Regions from separate parts of the Homo sapiens genome. Here region 2 is linked to region 1. A link is a loop called in an ENCODE intact Hi-C map of the cell type or tissue named here. Cell type or tissue: MCF 10A. All regions are shown on one strand. Links, peaks and the distances in the headings refer to the core of each region. The heading gives the core; the rest is flanking DNA. Region 1 overlaps PIK3C2G (phosphatidylinositol-4-phosphate 3-kinase catalytic subunit type 2 gamma). Region 2 overlaps PLCZ1 (phospholipase C zeta 1).

The links. Peaks named below come from ENCODE experiments on the same cell type or tissue, not always from the same donor. Only the 100,000 strongest peaks of a DNase experiment are listed, where the experiment ranks them.
Region 2: a loop joins it to region 1, with 4 times the contacts of the local background. A loop is called at or near these places in 4 of 110 quality-filtered maps.

The regions. Positions count from the first base shown.
Region 1 is chr12:18,423,848-18,434,854 of GRCh38, forward strand. PIK3C2G (phosphatidylinositol-4-phosphate 3-kinase catalytic subunit type 2 gamma) reads left to right here. Exons shown (of 33, transcript NM_001288772.2): 18 at 98-192. It overlaps LOC124902891 (a long non-coding RNA gene), which reads right to left. Exons shown (of 3, transcript XR_007063234.1): 2 at 10,103-10,172. Among named protein-coding and RNA genes, the nearest start is that of PIK3C2G, 170 kb to the left of the region's middle. In MCF 10A, for the core only: a CTCF peak has its summit at 6,762; a DNase peak (open chromatin) is centred at 6,794.
Region 2 is chr12:18,700,663-18,711,669 of GRCh38, forward strand. PLCZ1 (phospholipase C zeta 1) reads right to left here. Exons shown (of 15, transcript NM_033123.4): 7 at 4,504-4,653; 8 at 1,030-1,114; 9 at 839-906. It also overlaps a transcript of PIK3C2G not described here. Among named protein-coding and RNA genes, the nearest start is that of PLCZ1, 32 kb to the right of the region's middle. In MCF 10A, for the core only: no CTCF peak of the experiment used is centred there; DNase peaks (open chromatin) are centred at 1,919 and 3,939.

The sequences.
Region 1 (11,007 bases), core at 3,890-8,889:
CTGTTTTCTCTAGTCTTTTCTCAAGCCTCTGAAGTCCCTCTGTATTCTGCTATAATTTTGTTACTGAGAAGTAAAGTAATTGTGTCTCTTACTTCAGGCTGTCAAGTTTGAATGGAACCTTGAGAGTCCTTTAGTGCAACTTCTACTCCACCGCTCCTTGCAGAGCATCCAGGTTGCCCATCGTCTTTACTGGTAAGATTAACTAAATCAGGCAAGGATGCCTTTTTAATTGCCACCTTCTCTATGGGGCAGCTTTAGAGGAAGCAGAATATTTCTTTACCTTATAATTGATACAGACCATAAAATTCAGGCAGTTTTGAGTCTTTGTCAATGTCATTTTTATTTAAGAGGATAATGTGTCATCATTTTCAAAATCTACCAGTTGGACAGTTGCTACTGTTAATCAGGAAGTTAAATCCAAACAGAATTTCAAATCTGAATGATGCCTTTCTTGTAGCTTTAAATGACAAGTGCAATTTGTATATCTACTCCTTGAAGATTTTAATGTAAAATCTAGTTATGAGACTGAATGTTTTTGGAAGAATATGTGGTATAAAAATACTTTCTGTGCAATATTAGTTATAAACCATAAAATTCAAAGGCTAATGTATACTCATTCTGTTGAAAATTTCTAGAGCACTAAACTTTTCCCAAAGCATAAATTTGAAATATTATTAGTGAAGAAATAAGACTGATTCATAAGATGCCAGAATGTCTATAGCAACACCTGAGGATATTAGCATTTCAGTTTCCCCATAGTTTCTGCCAGAACTTAGCTTCTGTACATCAACCCCACTATTCCTTCACACACCGAATTAAGATTGTCAAAAGATGCTATTCCTGAGAAGGCTTGTCAGTTGGACAGTTGCTAGTGGAGACTAACGAATGCTAAAGGTGAAGTAGAAGAAGTTCAAGGACCTGGATTAGCTTGTGAATTTCCAGTCATCAGCCCAGGCTGGGTATATGACTGGAGCAGCTGTACCACATTCTCTACAACACCACGATATATGGAAGGGTATTATACCTACCATTTCCTGTACTTTAAATATCTTTAATGTTGCCATTCTCCAATTCCATATGGCATGTCCAACGTTCAGGGTGTCTATAGTATGATTGGAAATGGGTCCTGATGAATATGAAGAGATGGAAGAGAAAGATGAGGGGGAGGAGAAAAAATGATAATGATGATGCTGATGATGATTCAGCAGATATGGATGAATCAGAAGAAGATGAGGAGAAAGAGAGAGTAGAGTCTTTGATGTTCCCATTTGTAGATGCCACTGCTCGTGCCTTTTTTAGCAAGCCTTCTGCTGATGGAAGCATTGGGATGATTCTAGTCTGCTAAATAGATTTCTCAATAATGTAAATAACTAAATTATTCTCAGCATATAGCAGGAAAACCAGAATGAAATATTGTTCCAGGCCCTGTGTTCTGTATGACATTACATTAGGAATTGGATTGTTTTGGTTTGTTTTGTGTTTTTGAAGTAAAGAAGGAAATGGGTTGCTTTTTTTCTCTAGCTAAAGGACAGACATTTCTTTTTTTTTTTTTTTTTTTTTTTTGAGTCGGAGTCTCACTTTGTCACCAGGCTGGAGTGCAGTGGTGCAATCTCAGCTCACTGCAACCTCCAACTCTCTGGTTCAAGCGATTCTTCTGCCTCAGCCTCCCGAGTAGCTGGGACTACAGGCACACACCACCACGCCTGGCTAATTTTTGTATTTTTGGTAGAGACAGGGTTTCACCACATTGGCCAGGATTGTCTTCATCTCTTGACCTCATGATCTGCCTGCCTTGGCCTCCCAAAGTGCTGGGATTACAGGTGTGAGACACCAAGCCCAGCTGACATTTCTTCCTTTTAAAATATTTTATACTTAAAAACATAGAGAAATGGAGAGAGAATTGTTTTGAATAAGGATTTAAAGTGTAGCAGAAATACCTACACAAGGGTAGATAAATACCATGTGACTGAATGATTCTGTGAAAAGATTTCCTGAAGTTAAGAGTTATTTATAAATGAAATAAAATTTCTAATTAGGCCAATCCATGTAGTGATTTCTTATATTTTGTACTCACAGAGAACTAATTGGATAAATAACTTGAATGCTAGTGGTTTGTCCTTTCTTACACAATATATCCTTGGATTTAAAGTCTTTGTCATCAAGACCTTGACTTTGAATTTTTCATCACTACAACCTTGAATTTAATTTCAAGTCTTCAACATGATGACCTTGAATTTAAAGTCTTCAACACTATGACCTTTATCATATTATTCATAGATGCATCATTTTTGAAATGTAGTATGTAAAAGTATTTATGGGTTGTTTATTAACAAAAAAAATTCTTTGCGATGTCTCATGTGGTTTAAAATTACTATTTCTGTTTTGTTTCTCCTTTATACACTTGACTATCTAACTTTGTGATAAGTGACATGAATTTTATGTTAGGATTAAGTGTGTTTTCCTGAAACATTGATTTTTTTTTGTGATTATATAATTGAGAGTTAAGAATAAAATCCTTCTAATGTTAAAAACTCACTTATTAAAAACAAATTTTGGTTCCAATCCTGTTTTCAAAAAACGATTTATCCTATTATCACCTACACTTGATTCTATTGAACATAATATTCTTTGCATACTGTTCTTCCTACTTTCCTTTGTATTGTTAACCTTGTTGATTCAATTTTAATTTCATAGGACAAAGTTTTAACAATTATAAGTTTCAATGACCTAAGGATAAAATTAGATCTATGTTTTACTCTCCTGAATGTATGACAGGCATCATTTAGTTGCTTTGATTGATAGTTAAGACCACTAAATAACAGGAAAACAGCAAGTCAATATCATTTTGGAGTGTCATATTTTTCTGCTTCAAGAAATGTTACTCATAATGAGATCACTCTTCTCATGAAAATCACTCAAGAAGATGTAGCAAAGAAGATACACAGGAACTTGGTCGGAGACTGTTTGATTTGATGCTTATTTTCATTTTAAATGCCTAATTTAAAAAGCAGAACAATTCCTCTAGCATGTTATTATAATAAAACATAAGATACATTGACTGGCATGAGGCCCTTCCATGAATAGACTCTTATTAAAGCTCTGAATGAAGTCTTATTTTCTTCAGTTTTTCAGAAAGCTACTTTGGGGCAAAGGAAAGTTAAGTGGATACACTTTGTGGTGTTCTGCTGTCATATTAAATGTAAGACTCCATTAAACTCAATGTTTAATTCCCTTAAAACTTTACTGTTTTTTGCATGCATTATTAAAATGCACACATATTAAAAAAGTAACATAGCCAGATAACAATTTTTATTTTAATATTTGAACAAAAATATAAAAATATATAAAGTATAAAATATATAAAAGACAATGTTTTAGGCGGGCGTGGTGGCTCACGTCTGTAATCCCAGCACTTTGGGAGGCCAAGGCTGGTGGATCACCTGAGGTCAGGAGTCCGAGATCAGCCAGGCCAACACGGTGAAACCCCCATTTCTACTAAAAATACAAAAATTAGCCGGGCCTGGTGGCGGGCGCCTGTAATCTCAGCTACTCAGGAGGCTGAGGCAGGAGAATTGCTGGAACCCGGGAGGTTGCAGTGAGCCGAGATCGCGCCATTGCACTCCAGCCTGGGCTGACAACAGCGAGACTCCATTAAAAAAAAAAAAAAAAAAAGTTTTAAAAGTATATTAAAAATATAATAAAATATTAAAGACTTATTCTAATTGACTAACGATTGTTAAAATACTTGGACCACCTCAGTAAGTTCTTCATTTGCTAAAGTTGTATGAAAAGTGGAGTCATTTGAAAGGCAACAATGGGTGCACACAAAGTGGTAAATCAATGTCATACTTGCAAATTCATGTAAACACAATTACGTCACTGTTTCCAAAAAGGTTGGAAGGGAAGCTTTTTTGTGTATAATTCTCATCCTTTCGAAAAAAAAAATCAAGCCCATTTTTCCTTTCAGTGATTCAAGGAGAAACTAAGAAGGAATAGAAAAGAATATAAATTATAAATGGACTGTTTGTTTTGAGAGCTTTGTTTGTAAGAATATGAAAAAAGAGAAATAAAACAGGAAGGAGTTTTCTTTAACTTTTAAGTCCAGGGTCACACGTGTAGGTTTGTTACATAGGTAAACATGTGTCATGGGGATTTATTGTGCAGATTATTTCATCACCCAGGTATTAAGCCTATGACCTATTAGTTATTGTTCCTGATCCTCTAAGGGGGGAGATTCAAAAGTGCCTACATCCCCTTAAAACAAATAAAAATTAAGAATCAGGCAACATGCACTAAGCATAAAATAATATTAATTATATTTAAAATATATCAGAGTTAAAAAATATAGCTCAAGCCAAGCATCATATTTAGGGAGTGACTGCTTCTGTGCAAAATGTTTGTGTTAAAACTTTAAAGATGCAGCTCCCATCTCACGATTCATGAAAAAAAAATACTCAAAATATCTTTCCTTAAAAAAAAGTCTTATTTAAAAAAAAAAAAAACTAGAAACCCATCAGTCATGAGTTTATGAGATTTTTTTTCACGTGGATGAATTACTGCTTCCTCAGATTCACCATATTCAAAACTGAACTAAATATCCTGTCTTGCTCACACAGGTCTTGAGGTCTTCCTTGTTTCTCACTAACATGACCAATTATTCACCAAGCCCTATAACTCTATATATCCTCAACAGCGCTCCCTGCTCCACAACTTCCACCTGTCACTATCAGTGATCAGAAAGTTGCCTCACCAGATACTGAGCTATGAATAAGTAAGATTGGAATGAAAACCATCTTGACTACTTGGCATCACTGTGGGTAGCCTTTCTGAGAGGTGAAATTGACTTAGGCTCACGTGAGTCTCTTCCACTGGAAGAGTGAATGTAGGATGAATAGCCCCTATTTTCCAAGGCAAGTGAGTTAACTAGAAGCTTTGTGTTTGAATTTAAAAGCTTTACCTCACAGTTTGCATCCTAAAAGGTGGCTATAAATGGGAACCATAACATTTGGAGCTTATGCCCAGGAGGCCCCTCCCCCATTATGTAACAATTAATTACAAAAGCTTAAATGTAGTGCCCCTTTCCATTTGGAATAGGAAACACTTTAACCACTAGTCAAGTATTGAGTTGAGTGGTGGCCCCAAAGAAGATATGTCCACAGCCTAACCTCAGAAACCTGTGATTTGTGAATGTGACCTTATGGAGAAAAAGGGTCTTTGACGATAGAATTTAATTAAAGATCTTGAGATTAGTTCCCCCTGGATTATCAGGGTGAGCCCTGAATCCAATGCCAAGTGACCTAAAGAGAGGCAGAAGAGGAGAAGACACACACAGAGAGAAGGTCATGAAAAGGGAGGCATTGATTGCAGCCTCAAGCCAAGGAATGCCTAGAGCTACCATAAGCTGGAAGAGGCAAGGAAGGTTCTCCCCGGAGCCTTGGGAGAGAGCACAGCCCTGCTTACACCCTGATTTTGGACTTCTGGCCTCCAGAACTGTGAGAATACATTTCTGTTATCACTAGTTTGTGTTAACTTGTTACGGCAGCCACAGGAAAATAATATAACAGACTTTATGAAGGCTCTGAGTCAATTGCCTAGGATGTCACATCATCAGGAAGCTTTCCCTGACCCTCTCCCAGCCACCATCTGGGATTGAGTATTGCTTCCACATCATGTCAAACAGCATACTGTTCATGACTCTGCCAGACATCATATCACACTCCCTTGACACCACTGCTGCCCTGTCCCTTCCCCCTCTTAGTCCACAGAGTAGCTCAAGACAGCAATCATGTCACACTCTTCCATGTACCAATCCAGCACAGTATCTGAAACTCAGTAGATACTCAAAAAATGTTTTAAAAATTATGAATCCACAGAAATGTCTGTAAGGCCATCAATATTTTCACACACAGTACTGGAAATTCCATGGTACTCAGGGAATATGAAATTGGGCACTGTCAAAGGCACTGCTGTGCGCCTCTACCTGGCTGCTGCACCCACTCCCATCTGCTGCAGTGACTGCTAACAAAATACGGCCCCTTCTCTGGAGAATTAGCCTCTGATTCCACAGCCCCCTGGCCTACGAAGTGGGAAAATCTCTAAGATATAATTTACATTCCAGAGCCTCCCCATAAATCAGATCAAGGTTAGACTTGACCCGAGATCTCATCCTTGTTAATTCCTTTCCCTTCCCTATAATTCTGCTCTTACTCCCTCATAAGATTTTTCCTGAAGAGCACTTCTTCAGTAAATCACAAACAGTGAAATTCTGCCTCATGTCCTGTTCTAGAGAACCTGACCTACAATAAGTATTTCTTATGGAAGATAAAAATTTAAATATGTGTTTTTAGAAACTGGAGCATCAGTATGCTATGGGATACATCGTAGGTAGAACAACAGTATTGCAGTCTTTCCCACTCCTCCTACCAAGTCTGATTGAACAAACTCCAAGAGAGAACCAATTGGAATGAAAAACTGTCTGGTAGGAAACCATATTATAACACAGCTCCTTTTATAAGGTGTCACTTAAGGCACCTAATGCAAAAATCTCTTCAAAATGTTCCTTTCAAAGTATGGGGATAACCTGAAGTGAGGCTCCCATTTGCAAGCTCTATCAATGTAAGGATCTTTTTTCTGCTTTATTCACTGATATATCACAAGTACCTAGAACAGTACTTGGCACTTTATAGACATTCAATAATTTACTATTCAATGTATGAATAGGATTAAGTTTCCTGGACTCAGCTGTGCACATGCAGACTTATGTCGATAGGGGGTGGAGGAGAGCTGCTTCAGAGGTCAACTAAGAGCTGGCCTGGCTAAAGCAATTCCAGGAGATTGACCTGATCAGAAACGAGGCAATGGATATCACTAGTGAAACCAAAACTGGAGAAGAGGGAGAATGTGAGCAGAAGTCCAGGACAAACCAAGACAGGAGTTAGGGCCTAAGAACAAGTTGATGGAGCAGCATCTTCTGTACCAGTTGAGAAAACCACGAAATGAATTAAGCCAATGTTGTCTCTGGTACAGGGTATTAAATGACCATATCCTGTGACTTTAATATGCTATCCATAAAACTGAGATGATCCAAAAATCTGTCCATTTTTTTTTTAAATAATCTTCCCTCAACTCTTTTATCTAAAATTTTGGGGGCAAGTTCTCAAGTCACAGATGACTTTAAATAAAGCAAAAAGATGTGGAAATTTGGCATCATGAGATTCAAAGTCACAGTTGTCTCTCTCACCCGCCTCTCCACAATACGTATCCCCTAATGCCTGAAATTCTCTCATTTGCAAGTCACTCCTTGAGGTTAAGTATTGCTCTCTTCCAGCAGTTCTCTTCTAATATGAAAATATATATATTCTGAACCTAATGATTATGGGAATTAGTTTATCATTTTTTCATTAATGTGACAAACATAGAGATGATGGACACTGTTGAATGATTAACAATAAAACAAAGGATGATCCTTGCCTTAAAGAAGCTCAGGGGCTAACATTAGCATCCAGGCAGGAGGAAAGAGCCCACTGGCCACGTGGCAGGGACAGAGTAGAGAGAGGGAACTCAACAAATTTTGTCCACTTTACAGTTTTGCCTATGACCTTTTCCAAATAAAAGCAGAGAGGCAAGGCCAGACATCCAGTGAGTAAAAAAGTCTGTGTGCTCCCATTCTGTCAGTTTTAAATACTGATAAAGGCTTACAAATGAATACACAAAGGAGGTAAATGCTCTCTCTTTTTGTTTTGATGTCTGGAACACTCCCTGAAGCAAGGGGAAAGAGCTGTACTTCAGGGAGGTCTTGCAGAGCAATACAGCACACATGATACAGAATCCATAGGGGGCTTTAAAGCCTCAGCCCTTTACCTTTGAGAATCATTATTTTGCAACTAATTTATTTTTTTACCTTTACAATGTAATAAATGATGAATTATTGCTTCATCTTTTGTTAGGGAAAGATATGTCTCACTGACTTTTAATATTGATCTGCTGTAATCATCTTTCCACTTTGTTGTCCTCAGAAATGTATACACAGGATAGAATCCCTACCTTCAGCAACTTGCTTAAACCAAAAGCAACTGTTCTCTATCCCAACCAACCTGAAGGAAAAGAGGCAGATAGTGGTAACAAGGTTTCCTTTGTACACAATAATCTGTAAAATCCATTAGCATAGTTTTCCAGTGAAGGCATAATACAGGAACAGTTGTTTTTGTCTGTTTTGTTTCTATTTTATGCAATAGAGATTTTATGTAGTTCCTTTAATAAAAAGATTTTTAAAATACCATACAATCTTTAAATAAATTTGGTGTCATTTAAGCCTTATTACTGCTAATAAATATCTATGAAAATAGAATCTTATACAAACTTCTACCACAAATCAAGTCAAAAGCCAAGAAAAGAGCTCCAGCATCAATGTATCACTGGTTTAAATCATTTTTCCCTCAAAATCTTCTATTTTGTTAAGAAAAAGTGAAGAGTTATGGAAATGAACATTATGTATATACATAATGAACTCAAATGTTGAAACTTGGACCCACCCAGGCCTTTGGGAACTGAGCTTCCTAATCCACTGTCCAGCAATTTTTCATTATAATAACCACATCCAATTACATCACTGCTTCCTTAGATAGTAATCTGGTTTCCCTATAATAATGTTAGTCCCCCACTGTCATAGTTTATACTAGAGATTTGGGTTAAGTCCCTGAAAAGCAGTATTATAGTGTTTAATTATTTATTGTTTCTCAATCAGACTGACTTTGCTCTAGCCAACAAAAAATATGGTTGGCAAAAAGGCATTCTGTTTAGAAATTATTCTTGTCTTCTAATAATATTTGAATTTGGCATCCAAAAGGAATACACTAACAGATATTCATAGAGTTACAGTATTTTGAAGCCAAATGGGACTTGAAGGATCATCTGCTATCCCAGAAAGGGATCTCAACATGTTAAGTGATTTTTCCAATGACAATCATCTAAGCTGACTGAAGAATTGAAATTAAAATACGTTTATGATATCTCATGCCCAATTCAGATTTCTTTCTAATTCAACATCTACTTTCAAAAAAGGGTAATTTGAAGAATTCAGGAAATGTTTGTTTTTTCTATCAATTAGGAACTCATTCAAGTACTGAAGATGTGACTTTTTTTTTTTAACTTAAGAGCAAAACTGAAATGAAAACCATATTGAAAATTGAGATATTTAAAAGCTCAAAATTGTTGCCCCTAGTTGTTGGCATGACTCACAAGTGCTGTCAGTTGTAAATGTTAATAAGTAGGTATATACAATAAGCCCACTAAAATTGTATCCTTGAAGGAGCTTTGAAGTAGATAGCAGATTGTTTCCAGAATCTTTCTTTTATAGTGTCTAATTGATATTTAAAACATTAAATGTGTCCCGGCGTGGTGGCTCATGCCTATGATCCCAGTACTTTGGGAGGCCGAGGAGGGTAGGTCATGAGATCAGGAGTTTCAGACCAGCCTGCCCAACATGGTGAAACCCCATTTCTACTAAAAATACAAAAATTAGCTGGGCGTGGTGGCAGGTGCCTGTAATCCTAGCTACTTGGGAGGCTGAGGCAGGAGGCTGAGGCAGGAGAATCACTTGAACCCAGGAGGCGGAGGTTACAGTGAGCCGAGATCACGCCATTGCACTCCAGCCTGGGTGAAAGAGCTAGACTCCATCTCGAAAAAAATAAATAAATAAAAATAAAACATTAAGTGTGCTCTTTTAGTTTTACTATTAAACCATGAGTTATGATAACAATAACTGAGTAATCTACTTAGTAGACTCACTTTGTACTTATTTTTCAGCACCTATTTCATAAAACCAAGACTTTCTCAGTTTTCTCAAAAACACTGTTCAATTAAGCAACTACCAATTATGCTAATACAATTAAGTCACCCATTTCATCAAGTTAAATGAGTTAGAAAATAAATCCCTCTAGGATGGGAAAGAACATGACAATAATAAAATGTAGGCAAATGAGTGTTTGGTTTCCTTCCAACTAAAAATACACAGTAAGCAGTAGGGTACAGGCCTGAAGGACAGGGAAAAGATCTGGGATGGTGACAGAAAATTGAATGTCATCAGCTCATTGATGGGACTTACCCAGAATCCTTTCATCTTATGGCTCAGTCATTCCCTATCCTCATCCATTGGTGCTGCAGTAACAGAATATCTGAGAAATAAACAACAGAAATTATTTCTCTAAGTTCTGGAGGCTGAAAAATCCAAGATCAAGATGCTAGCAGGTTTGGTGTCTGGTAAGGGCCCAGTCTCTGCTTCCGAGATTGCACCTTGAACACTGCATCTTCCAGAGGAAAGGACTGTTGTTCCTCATGTTGTAGAATAGTGAAGAAAAGCAAACTGACTTTTGGGAGACTTTTTTATAAGGGCATGAACCCATTCATGAGTGAATAGATCCTGAACATCTTCCATTAGACCCCCACCTGTCAATACTGTTGCAATGGGGATTAAATTTCCAGCTCATGAATTTTTAAAGGGAACACATTGAAACCATTACATCCCCTAAATTTGGAACTCTCAAATGTATTCCCTGAACCTGGACCCAAATAAGATAGAATCATAGCATATAATCATAGAATCATAGAAAGAGAATCATAGCATAGAATCATAGAAAGAGAATCATAGCATATAATTGTAGAATCATAGCAAGAGAATCATAGCATGATGTTGGAGATGCTTTTAGATGCTAATAGCAGACATCACTTTTGTCTATATTCCGTAGGCCAGAAGTCAGTAATAATGCCCCCACCTAACTGCAAGGTGGCAAAGGAAAGTGGTCCATGTATGTATATATACAGAAGCAAAATGCAGTTTAATTTGGTAAACCTGTAGCAGTTTCTGCCATACAAGTACAACAGCATAGATTATTCAAGAAACCTCTCCATAAAGTGGTAGAGGAAGAGGGCATGAAAGAAAAGCCAATATCCACCTTTCCACATATTAATTGGCTTTCTTTTCAAAAACCAAAATTAGTCTTAACAGACAAA
Region 2 (11,007 bases), core at 1,538-6,537, 270 kb after region 1:
TTCTGCTGACTTTATGTGAGACACTATATCAAGTCATTTTTTAAACTAAAATCCCTTTCACTGAACTTTTCATCTATGTAGGCCAATTAATTAATTATCATTTTATTTAAACCAGCTGGATTGGTTTTGTGTCACATGCAACCTAATATACTTTCTTTCATCATGCTAATGTATATACATATAACATTATGTATTATTAATATTGAATCTTGTCTTTGTCTTTACTTGGGACCAGGGAAATTACGTTGTGTATCTCTGCATCTTTTGCACTTCGCACAAAGCCTGTTTCATAAGAATGCATAATATTTATCAATTATAGAGATTTTTTTTTTTTTTTTGAAACAGGATCTCTCATTCTGTTGCCCAGGTTGGAGTGCAATGGCTCGATCTCGGCTCACTGCAACATCCGCGTCCCAGGTTCAAGCAATTCTCCTGCTTCAGCGTCACAAGTAGTTGGAACTACAGGCATGCGTCACCATGCCCGGCTAATTTTTGTATTTTTAGTAGAGACGGGGTTTCACCATGTTGACCAGGCTGATCTCAAACTCCTGACTTCATGTGATCCGCCCACCTCAGCCTCCCAAAGTGCTGGGATTACAGGCATGAGCCACCGTGCTCAGCCTAGAGAAAAAAATGTTTAAGCAGCTAACATAAGAAAAGAGGCAATTTAAAAAATTCATCTTCCACCATCGATGTTTTCAAAGTAAATTGTAAATGATAGACTAGAGTTTTTATAAGAAGGAAAATGATTTTTCTCCAGAATTTTAAAAAAATCTCCAAGAATAAAATTAGAAAACTTTCCAATCACTTGTAAGATTTTCACAAAACACCACCTCACCTTCTTTTTCTTGAAAAGCATTACTCCAGGTAACTTTTTTACCCCTGTTTCCTTGTCTTGATTGTCTCCTAAAACAGATTCCAATACTTCTGATTCTTTGAATTTATCCTCCTCCTCCTCCTCCTCCTCCTCCTCCTCCTCCTCCTCCTCCTCTCCATCTGCCACTTCTTCTTCCCATTCCTCCACCTTACCACGCTTATCAGAACCTTTTCTTTCATGGGTTTCCTTTAAGGTTCCTATTTTCTTATTTTTAACTAATATTTTGAATTTTAGTGCCTAAGGAAACAATTTGAGAGATACAATTACACATTTACAAGTAAATTTGCATTGTAACAGTCACTGAAAAGTGTTTCACTATATTTCCAATTAGCCTACAGTAATAAGATATGTAAGAACTCCATTTTTTCCCATACCCCTATTCACATCTCAGTAGAGGAATGAATACAGTGATATAATGCTATTGATTGTAATTCACCAAAAAATAAGCCTGTTATGATTGAGACTTACCATATGCCATTTTTTTTATATTTCCCAAGTTGGTACTATTCCAACAATTTGAAATATGTGAAAAGTATATATATATAAATACTTACCATGATATTGCAATGAAAATGTTACAACTTCTGGTAGTAAACGCTTCAGCTCATCATTTTCTTATCCAACATTAAAAAGTATTAAATGAAATCAGGTATATTAAAATGTCTATCATAAGTGTCTGGCATCTAGTATAGACTAAATTAAAGATTCGTAATAAAGGCTCTTCAAATTTCTTCTGTATTACACATAAACATCATTAACTTAATATTTTCTGTCCTTCAAACTTAGAAGCATAGCAAAATTTACCATCAGTGTCACTTGTTCTAAATTTGAAGGCTTCTGGTTCCATTCTTTCACTTGGTTATTCCTGCCCTTAGGATAATTTCTTTAATTTAACAAGTACATTTAAGTACCGGCTCTGTTATATACAATGCTGAAATCTGGGTTATAAAGTAAAGTTCTTTTCTCCAGGGAGCTTTGATTGTCCTTTCTCTTTTGTCATCCTCAGGCATCCATTCAAATTATTCCATCATCTTGGGTCTTCCCTCTTTCACAATGACCCTTATGATACTCTCCACTGCAGAGTTTACCAAATGCACTCTGCAATCCCATGTATCAAGAATATTATCAGAAGTGCTTGGGAAAGGGACAAATTCCTAGGATCTACTTCAAAATAAGGGAATCAGAATCTTGAATTGTGGGGCTGGAATTGGGCCTCCTTTAACAAGTCTCTAGGCAATTCTTTTACACACAAGGACTGAATATTGTAGGATAAAGTAACTTTTTTTTTTTTTTTTTTTTGAGACGGAGTCTCACTCTGTCACCCAGGATGGAGTGCAGTGACATGATCTCAGCTCACTGCAACCTCCGCCTCCTGGGTTCAAGAGATTCTCCTGCCTCAGCCTCCCAAGTAGCTGGGATTACAGGGTAACTTTAATTCTTTATTTACTCATTGAAAAGCACCTCCCTGCTTTAATATGGAGCTAAAATTTGAATGAAAGCTATGTACGGGAATGCTAGAAAAATAGATTCATATATAATAGGAAGCGGGATTCTCTTCCAAGAAAGCTGAAAATTATAAGTTCCAGAATTGGACTATGATTTGGGTTTAATCTTTGATGATATGTTTCGAAATTCTTTACTATTTCTTTCCACCACAATTGAACACATTGAGTCTGTGGGCATTCTTATGCCACAAAAGAACCGTGGTCTTTCCATTTATCACACAGTTCATTTTTTTCTGTCTCAGTTCTATCATCAGCCCTATATGTCTTGTCACTAGTGTCACAACACTTTCACTTGAAAATTTTTCACTGATTTAAATAAAATGTTAAAAGAAGTAAAATTTGAAGATCTTCCAAATTTATTATGTCAGGGAGAAAAGTTCAGCCCTGGAAACTTAGTCATGTAATACAGCTGTTTTTCTTCGATGGTGCATGACCATTGCTTTCTGACCTTTGTGTTGAGATGTTATACATTGACCAGACTCCTTATTCTTTATTCAAACCCTGACTAAATGACCTTAGAGATAGAGAACCTTGTGATTACCTCTTTACAATAGAATGTTAAGCAAACCCCTTAGAGTGTAATCAACCGTAGCCAATCAAATCTTAAATCTGTATGTTAACCCTTGTGTGGAAAATACTGTAATTCTGTTCTGTACCTCTGTTTTTGCCTGTATAAAACAATTTTCACTTTTTCCCACACCAGGAGCAATGACTACTATTCTTTGCTGTCTTGTGTGTCCCAGAAAGCTACCCTTACACTATGCACTTGAATAAATTCTTCTAACTGAATCCCAAGCCTTTTGATTATTTTAAGTTGGCAAAAAAAATAAGGAAAATACAGAGGGCAATACCCAAATATTACAAAAATATTGTTATGTCTAGCAAAAATGAAGACATGTCAAAACCAAACTATTTGTTGTTAGACAATACTATTCATCAAAAAGAAAGTTTATTTGTAATCTGATAAAATTTGGGATAGGGAGAAAGGCCCAGCAAAGGAAACTAAGCAGGAGTGGTCAAAGAGGAGTGAGGGAAGGCTAAAGAATGTGGTGTTACAACAGAAAGTAATTCAGGGAAAGGAAGTGGAGGTCGACAGTATTGAATGTTAATGAGAGGACAACCAGATGAAGACTAAAAGAGGTTCATTAGAATTTATCAGTAAGAAAATCTTTGATGAATGTGATGGGAACTTTCCTGTGAAGCAATTAGAAGAGAAAGAGGGACTGAACAGGTTGCAAGGAGACAAGAAAATGAAAATTTGGGCCGTGAGAGGGAGTAATTCCTTTCTTTTTTTCAATATGAAGGAGTTTTGTTCTTTTTGCCCAGGCTGGAGTGCAGTAGCTCAATCTTGGCTCACTGTAACCCCCGCCTCCCGGGTTCAAGCGATTCTCCTGCCTCAGTCTCCCTAGTAGCTGGGATTACAGGTGGATGCCACGACACCCAGCTAATTTTTGTATTTTTAGTAGAGACGGGGTTTCACCATGTTGCTCAAGGCTGGTTGTGAACTCCTAACCTCAGGGGATCCGCCCTCCTCAGCCTCCCAAGGTGCTGGGATTACAGGCATGAGTCACTGCACCGGGCCATAGAGAGGGAGTAATAAAGAGACAGCCAGAGAGAGAAGTGAAGTCCTGATGGTAGATGTGGACGTGATTTTTCAAAGCAAATACTTCAGTATGCTCAAATTAAGACGGAAAGGGTCATAGAGACAGGGAAATTGAAAAGAGTAGATTTTTTAAAGGGGAACTTGCTACCCAGCTGTTGAGATATTGGGTACTGACTATTTATAGTCTAGAACTTTTGCCACTTTCTAGGACTTTTGCCTGTAAAACATACTAAATTTCTGGTCCTTAATACTAATTGCTTTGATATTGTGGACCCATGGGGTAGGAGACACAATCAAAATGTGGGTTGTATGTATATATATATAAATTTTAATCGAAATATATTCACCTAAGCATTCATGAGAACATTCCCTAGGCAACATTGCAAAAATAAACCTCTATACGTGATCAAAACTAAGCATTTTCATTGGTCTCTAGCCCAGTTTCACAGGCCAATATAACAGTGACATGTTTTCATGGACTTTTTTCTTAACCTGAGTTTCTCAGAAAAAAATGTTACCTCTGGTGATGGTAGAGTATCAGGAAAATCATCAAGCATATCAGAAAGCAAGGACTCTCCAAAAGTAGCCTGCAAATTGTCTGCCATTACTTCTTGTTGGGCAGTGGAGCAGTGATTTTCTAAAGAGAGCACCACTGGGTAGTCAGATGTCTAAAAAAGTAACCATTACTATGGTTATTCATCAAAACTTCTAAATAATTGTAAGGCAATTAATATAAGTGCTTAATGTATTTTAAAACTTACTTCTAACGTTTAGTACCTTTGCAAAATAACTATTCTTTAAACTGAAAGTACTTTTGAGTTTGGCAAAACAGAGACCATTAAATCTGCATAAAAAGAAATGTATTACTATTTGCACCAAAAGAATAGGAACAACTGAAGCATCCATCAGTGAGTACTTATTTAAATAAATTATACTGGCCAGGCTCAGTGGCTCACAACTGTAATCCCAGCACTTTGGGAGGCTGAGGCGGGCGGATCACCTGAGGTCAGGAGTTCGAGGCCAGCTTGTCCAGCATAGTGAAACCCCATCTCTACTAAAATCACAAAAATTAGCCAGGTGTGGTAGTGTGTGCCTGTAATCCCAGCTACTCAGGACACTAAGGCAGGAGAATCACTTGAACCCGGGAGGCAGAGATTACAACGAGCCGAGGTTGCGCCATTGCATTCCAGCCTGGGTGACAGAGCAAGACTCCATCTCAAAAATAACAATAATAATAATAAATAAATTATACCATATCCATATAAAGGAATGATATAGACCAATTAAGAAGAAGGCAGGACGAGCATGGTGGCTCACACCTGTAATCCCAGCACTTTGGGAGGCCGAGGCGGGTGGATCACCTGGGGTCAGGAGTTCGAGACCAGGCTGGCCAACATGGCGAAACCCCATCTCTACTAAAAATGCAAAAAAGAAAATTAGCTAGGCGTGGTGGCAGGTGCCTGTAATCCCAGTTACCTGGGAGGCTGAGGCAGGAGAATTGCTTGAACCGGGAGGTGGAGGTTGCAGTGAGCCGAGATTGCACCATTGCACTCCAGCCTGGGTGACGGAATGAGACTCTGTCTCAAAAATAAAAATAAAAAAAAAAAAAGAAGAAGACAGAGCTATCTATACTGCTATAGAAAGTTATCTACGGGTTTATGAAGAAAAGCAAGTTACCAAAAAGTAGCATGCTATATTTTTATTGTTAATATACAAATATTTAGAGATTTTAAAAAGTGAAACAAAAACATTATTAACACTGATGAGTTGGGGGAAATGTCAATATTCTGCTTTTTCAGTTTTAAGTTCTGAAATCAAAACTCATTGTTTTAGAATTAGAAACAAAGATAAAGATATTTCCAGTTTCTAATAGCAAAGGAGTTTTATTAAGTGAAGGTGGCTCTACAAAGGTATTTTCTGCCCTTTCTCATTGCTGTAACTTCAAAACTTGCCATTAAATAGGGAACAAAACATCACTGGATCTTATTTACAATTTTTTTCTTTGTTTTGATTTCATATATACTTATCAGGGCACAAATTTACCAATTTGTAAACAAGCCAGGGAATCACAAGTCTTACTGCATTTTCACAGCACTCAGAACAGGGTCGATTATTACTATGTCTTTTTAATGTATGAGTGTATTGCTCTGTGGCTGCTGTGACAAAAATTACTACAAACCTTGGTGGCTTACAACAACAACATTTATTCTCTCACTGTCTAGTCACCAGAAGTTTGAAATCAGTTTCACTGGTCTCAAATCAAGGTGTTGGTAAGGCTGCACTCCCTTGGAAGGCACTGAAGAAGAATCCTCCTTGCCTCTTCCAGGTTTGGGTGGCTGCCCACATTCCTTGGCTTGTGGCCACATCTCTCTAATCTCTGTCCCTGTCTTCCCACTGCCTCCTCCTCTGGTGTATCAAATCTCTCTCTACTTCCTTCTTATAAAAGTCCTTATGATGGTGTTCAGCGCCTACTCAGATAATCCAGAATAATCTCCCCATCTAGAGGTCTTTAACTTAATTACATCTACAAAGACACTTTTTCCAAATAAAACAACATTTACAAGTTCCAGGAATTAAAACTTAATATTTTTGGAAGCCCTTATTTGACCTACACAATGATCTTCTGAATTAGAGTGAGTCCACTGACTCACTCTGATCCCAAAAGAATAGGTAAAGTTTTTTCCAAATATAATAAGTAATTCTGAGACTGGGCAAAGTGATGGCCTAAAAGGTGGATTCTTCCATGAGGCCCTGATGTCACTGACATCATTTCTCTTTCTTCTTGGCTCCATCTTGTGGGAAGATCCTCTTTCTTTTATCTTCCCTGGCCACATTGAAAGTGGATGTTGAGGAGTTTGCTCTCTTGAAAGCCAAGCAATGTTTGCCCCCCATTTCCTTACCAAAGGCTGTTTTAAGGCTCACCTAAGAGTCATACTTATGAGGGTTTTTGGCAGTATAAGTCCCTTAAAACTTAGATTTCTTATGTATTTATTCTAGTAAACTCATGCAACTAGACCAAGTTATGACTTCCCTAGTCATAATTATTGTCTATGTAATTTCATGTCCTCTTTTTCCAAATAGTGACTACCTTGAGTAGGAAGTCTAAACTTTAATCTTATCTATGCTGCAAAACTGAGTCACCTTGTTCAGCTGGGAAGTCTCATTGAGTCTCCACTGCTCAAAGCCTTGTTTAAAATCTCACTTCTTGCTCTTTTGGGTGTTTTTAAATGCATTTTATTGTGTATACTTAAGGTATACAACATGATGTTATGGAACACACGTAGATAGTAAGAAGGTTATTACAGTGAATCAAATTAACATATCCATCTATCCATCATTTCACAGTTACCCTTTTTAAAATTTTTGTAGCAAGAGCAGCTAAAATCTATTCATTCAGCATGAATACCATATACAGTATAACTTTATTACCTATAATCCTCATATGATACATTAGATGTCTAGACTTTTTCATCCTACATATGTGCTACTTTGTAGCCTCTGACCTACCTTTCTCCATTTTCTTCTCCCTCCCCACACCTCGTTCCTGTCAACCACTGTTTGGTTATCTATCTCTGTACATTTGAGAGTTTTTTTTCTAAATTCCACATAAAAGTGAGATCAGGCATTATTTCTTTCTGTGTCTGGCTTATTTCACTTAACATAATGTCCTCACTCATGCTGTGGTAAATGGAAAGATCTCATTCTTTGTAAAGACTGAATCATATTCCATTGCATATATCCATTTTCTTTATTCATTTGTCTGTCAATGAACACTAGGTTGTTTCCATATCATGTCTATTGTGAACAATTCTACAGTGAACACTGCAGCACAAAAACTTTATGAGATGGTTATTTAATTCCCTTTGGGTATGTACCCAGAAGAGGGATTACTGGGTCATATGGTGGCTCTATTTTTTATTTCTTTAGAAACCTCCATGCTGTATTCCCATTGGTGGTACCAATCTACATTTCCATCATCAGTGTACAGGGTTCCCTTTTTGCCACGCCCTCGCCAACATTTGTTATCATTTGACTTTTTGATGAGACCTTCTAACATGGTAAGACTGTGAGGTGGTATCTCATAGTGGTTTTGATTTGCATTTCCCTGGTGACTAATAATGTTGAGTACCTTTTCATATACTTGTTGGCCATTTTTATGTCTTCTTTGGAGAAATGCCTATTCAGGTTTTTTGTTCATTTTTTAATCAAGTTTTTTTTCCACTAATGAGTTGTATGAATTCTTCATAAATTTTGGATATTACTCCCTTATCAGATACATGGTTTGCAAATATTTTTTCCCCAATTCATAGGCTGCCCTTTGATTTTGTTGGTTGATTGTTTCCTTTGCTGTGCAAAAGCTTATTAGTTTGATGTAGTCCCAGTTATTTATTTTTGCTTTTGTGATCTGAGCTTTTGATGTAATATCAAAATAATAATTGCCAAAGTCAGTGTCTAGGAGCTTTTCTCCTATGTTCCCTTTTAGGGTTTTCATAGTTTCTAATATTATATGTAAGTTTTTTATCCATTTTAACATGATTTGTTGTGTATGGTATAAGATAAGGGTCTAATTTCGTTCTTTAGCATGTCGAAATTCAGTTTTTTCAGTACCATTTATTGAAGACATTATCCTTTACCATTTTGTCTTCTTGGTCTCCTTGACAAAAATTAGGTTGACCATATATGCTTAGGTTGATCTCTAGGCTCTCTATTCTGTTCCACTGGTCTATATGTCTGTTTTTCTGCACAGGACCATGCTGTATTGATTACTATAGCTTTGTAACATAATTTTAAATCAGAAAGTGTGATGCCTCCAACTTTGTTTTCATTTCTCAGAATTATTTTGGCTATTTGAAGTCTTTTATCCTTCTTTACAAATTTTAGGACTTTTTTTTTATTTCTATGAATAATGCCATTGGAATTTTGATAAGAATTGCATTAAATCTGTACACTGTAGCCTAGTATAGTTGTTCACACCTGTAATCCCAGCACTTTGGAAGGCCAAGATGAGAGGATCTTCTGAGGCTGGGACTTTGACACCAGCCTCGACAACATAACAATACCACACCCCAAGGGAAAAAAAACCCTGTGTATTGCTTTAGACAGCATGAACATTTTAACAATATTATTTTATATCTTCTGATTCAGGAGTATAGGATATCTTTTCACGTATTTGTGTCTCCAATTTCTTTCATCCATGTTTTATAGTTTTCAGTATACAGATCTTTCACTTCCTTGGTTAAATTTATTCCTAGATATGTCATTTTTATACTATTGTAAATGAGATTTTTTCTTAATTTCTTTCAATTAGGTCACTATTTGCGTATAAAAATACTACTGATTTAAATATGTCGATTTTGTGTTCTGCAACTTTACTGAATTCATTTATGAGTTCTAACAGGGTTTTTTGTGTGGAATCGTTGGGCTTTTTTACATACAGGATTATGTCATCTGCAAATAAACATAATGTTGCTTCTTTTCTTCCTATTGGAAATAATAGAAAGCATTGCATTTTGTCTCTTTTTCTTATCTAGTTGCCCATTTCTTGCTTTTTGGAATCTTAGAAGCTGTAGGCTTTTCATCCTTGCAAGGCCTTTGAATTTTAAGACTGTCACTATTTTTTTTAATTCATTTTTCCACTCTGAATTAGGTGAGGGAGTTAGCCATGCAAATATTTGGGAAGAGTATTTCATATAAAGGGGGAATAGCAAGTACAAAGGCCTTGAGATATGTCTGAAAAGGACTAAGGAGGCCAGAATGGCCAAGTGAACAGGGATGGAGTAGCAGGAGAGTTAAAATAGGTAATGAAAAACTGACCACTTATGGCCTTGTGAGTCATTGTACAAATTTCAGCTTTTATTTTGAGTGAGGCCGAAGGCTTTGAGAAGGGGAATGACATAGTCTGAGTTACCAAAAATCACTCTGGTTGATATGTTGAGATGAGATTGCAGGGGAATAAGAAAAGAAGCAAGAATATCAGAGAAGAGGGCAGTGGGATCATTTAAATGAGAGGTGATGTTGGTTGACTACGACAGTGACAGTAAAAATGGGCAGAGATAGTTAAATTCAGGATACATTTTAAAAGTAAAGCCACTGCTCAAAAGAAGACATTTATGCAGCCAAAAAACACATGAAAAAATGCTCATCATCACTGGCCGTCAGAGAAATGCAAATCAAAACCACAATGAGATGCAATCTCACACCAGTTAGAATGGCGATCATTAAAAAGTCAGGAAACAACAGGTGCTGGAGAGGATGTGGAGAAATAGGAACACTTTTACACTGTTGGTTGGACTGTAAACTAGTTCAACCATTGTGGAAGTCAGTGTGGCGATTCCTCAGGGATCTAGAACTAGAAATACCATTTGACCCAGCCATCCCATTACTAGGTATATACCCAAAGGACTATAAATCATGCTGCTATAAAGACATATGCACATATATGTTTATTGCGGCACTATTCACAATAGCAAAGAATTGGAACCAACCTAAATATCCAACAACGATAGACTGGATTAAGAAAATGGGGAACATATACACCATGGAATACTATGCAACCATAAAAAATGAAGAGTTCATGTCCTTTGTAGAGACATGGATGAAACTGGAAACCATCATTCTCAGCAAACTATCGCAAGGACAAAAAACCAAACACCGCATGTTCTCACTCATAGGTGGGAATTGAACAATGAGAACACATGGACACAGGAAGGGGAACATCACACTCTGGGGACTGTTGTGGGGTGGGGGGAGGGGGGAGGGATAGCATTAGGAGATATACCTAATGCTAAATGACGAGTTAGTGGGTGCAGCACACCAACATGGCACATGTATCCATATGTAACAAACCTGCACATTGTGCACATGTACCCTAAAACTTAAAGTATAATAATAATAATAATAATAATAATAATAAAAGTAAAGCCAAGATGATTTACTGAAGAATTGACTGAGGGGACTGAGAGAAGGAGAAGTAGGTTACAGTTGGCAAAAAAGGTCTTGGCTAGAGCACATGAAAGTTGTCA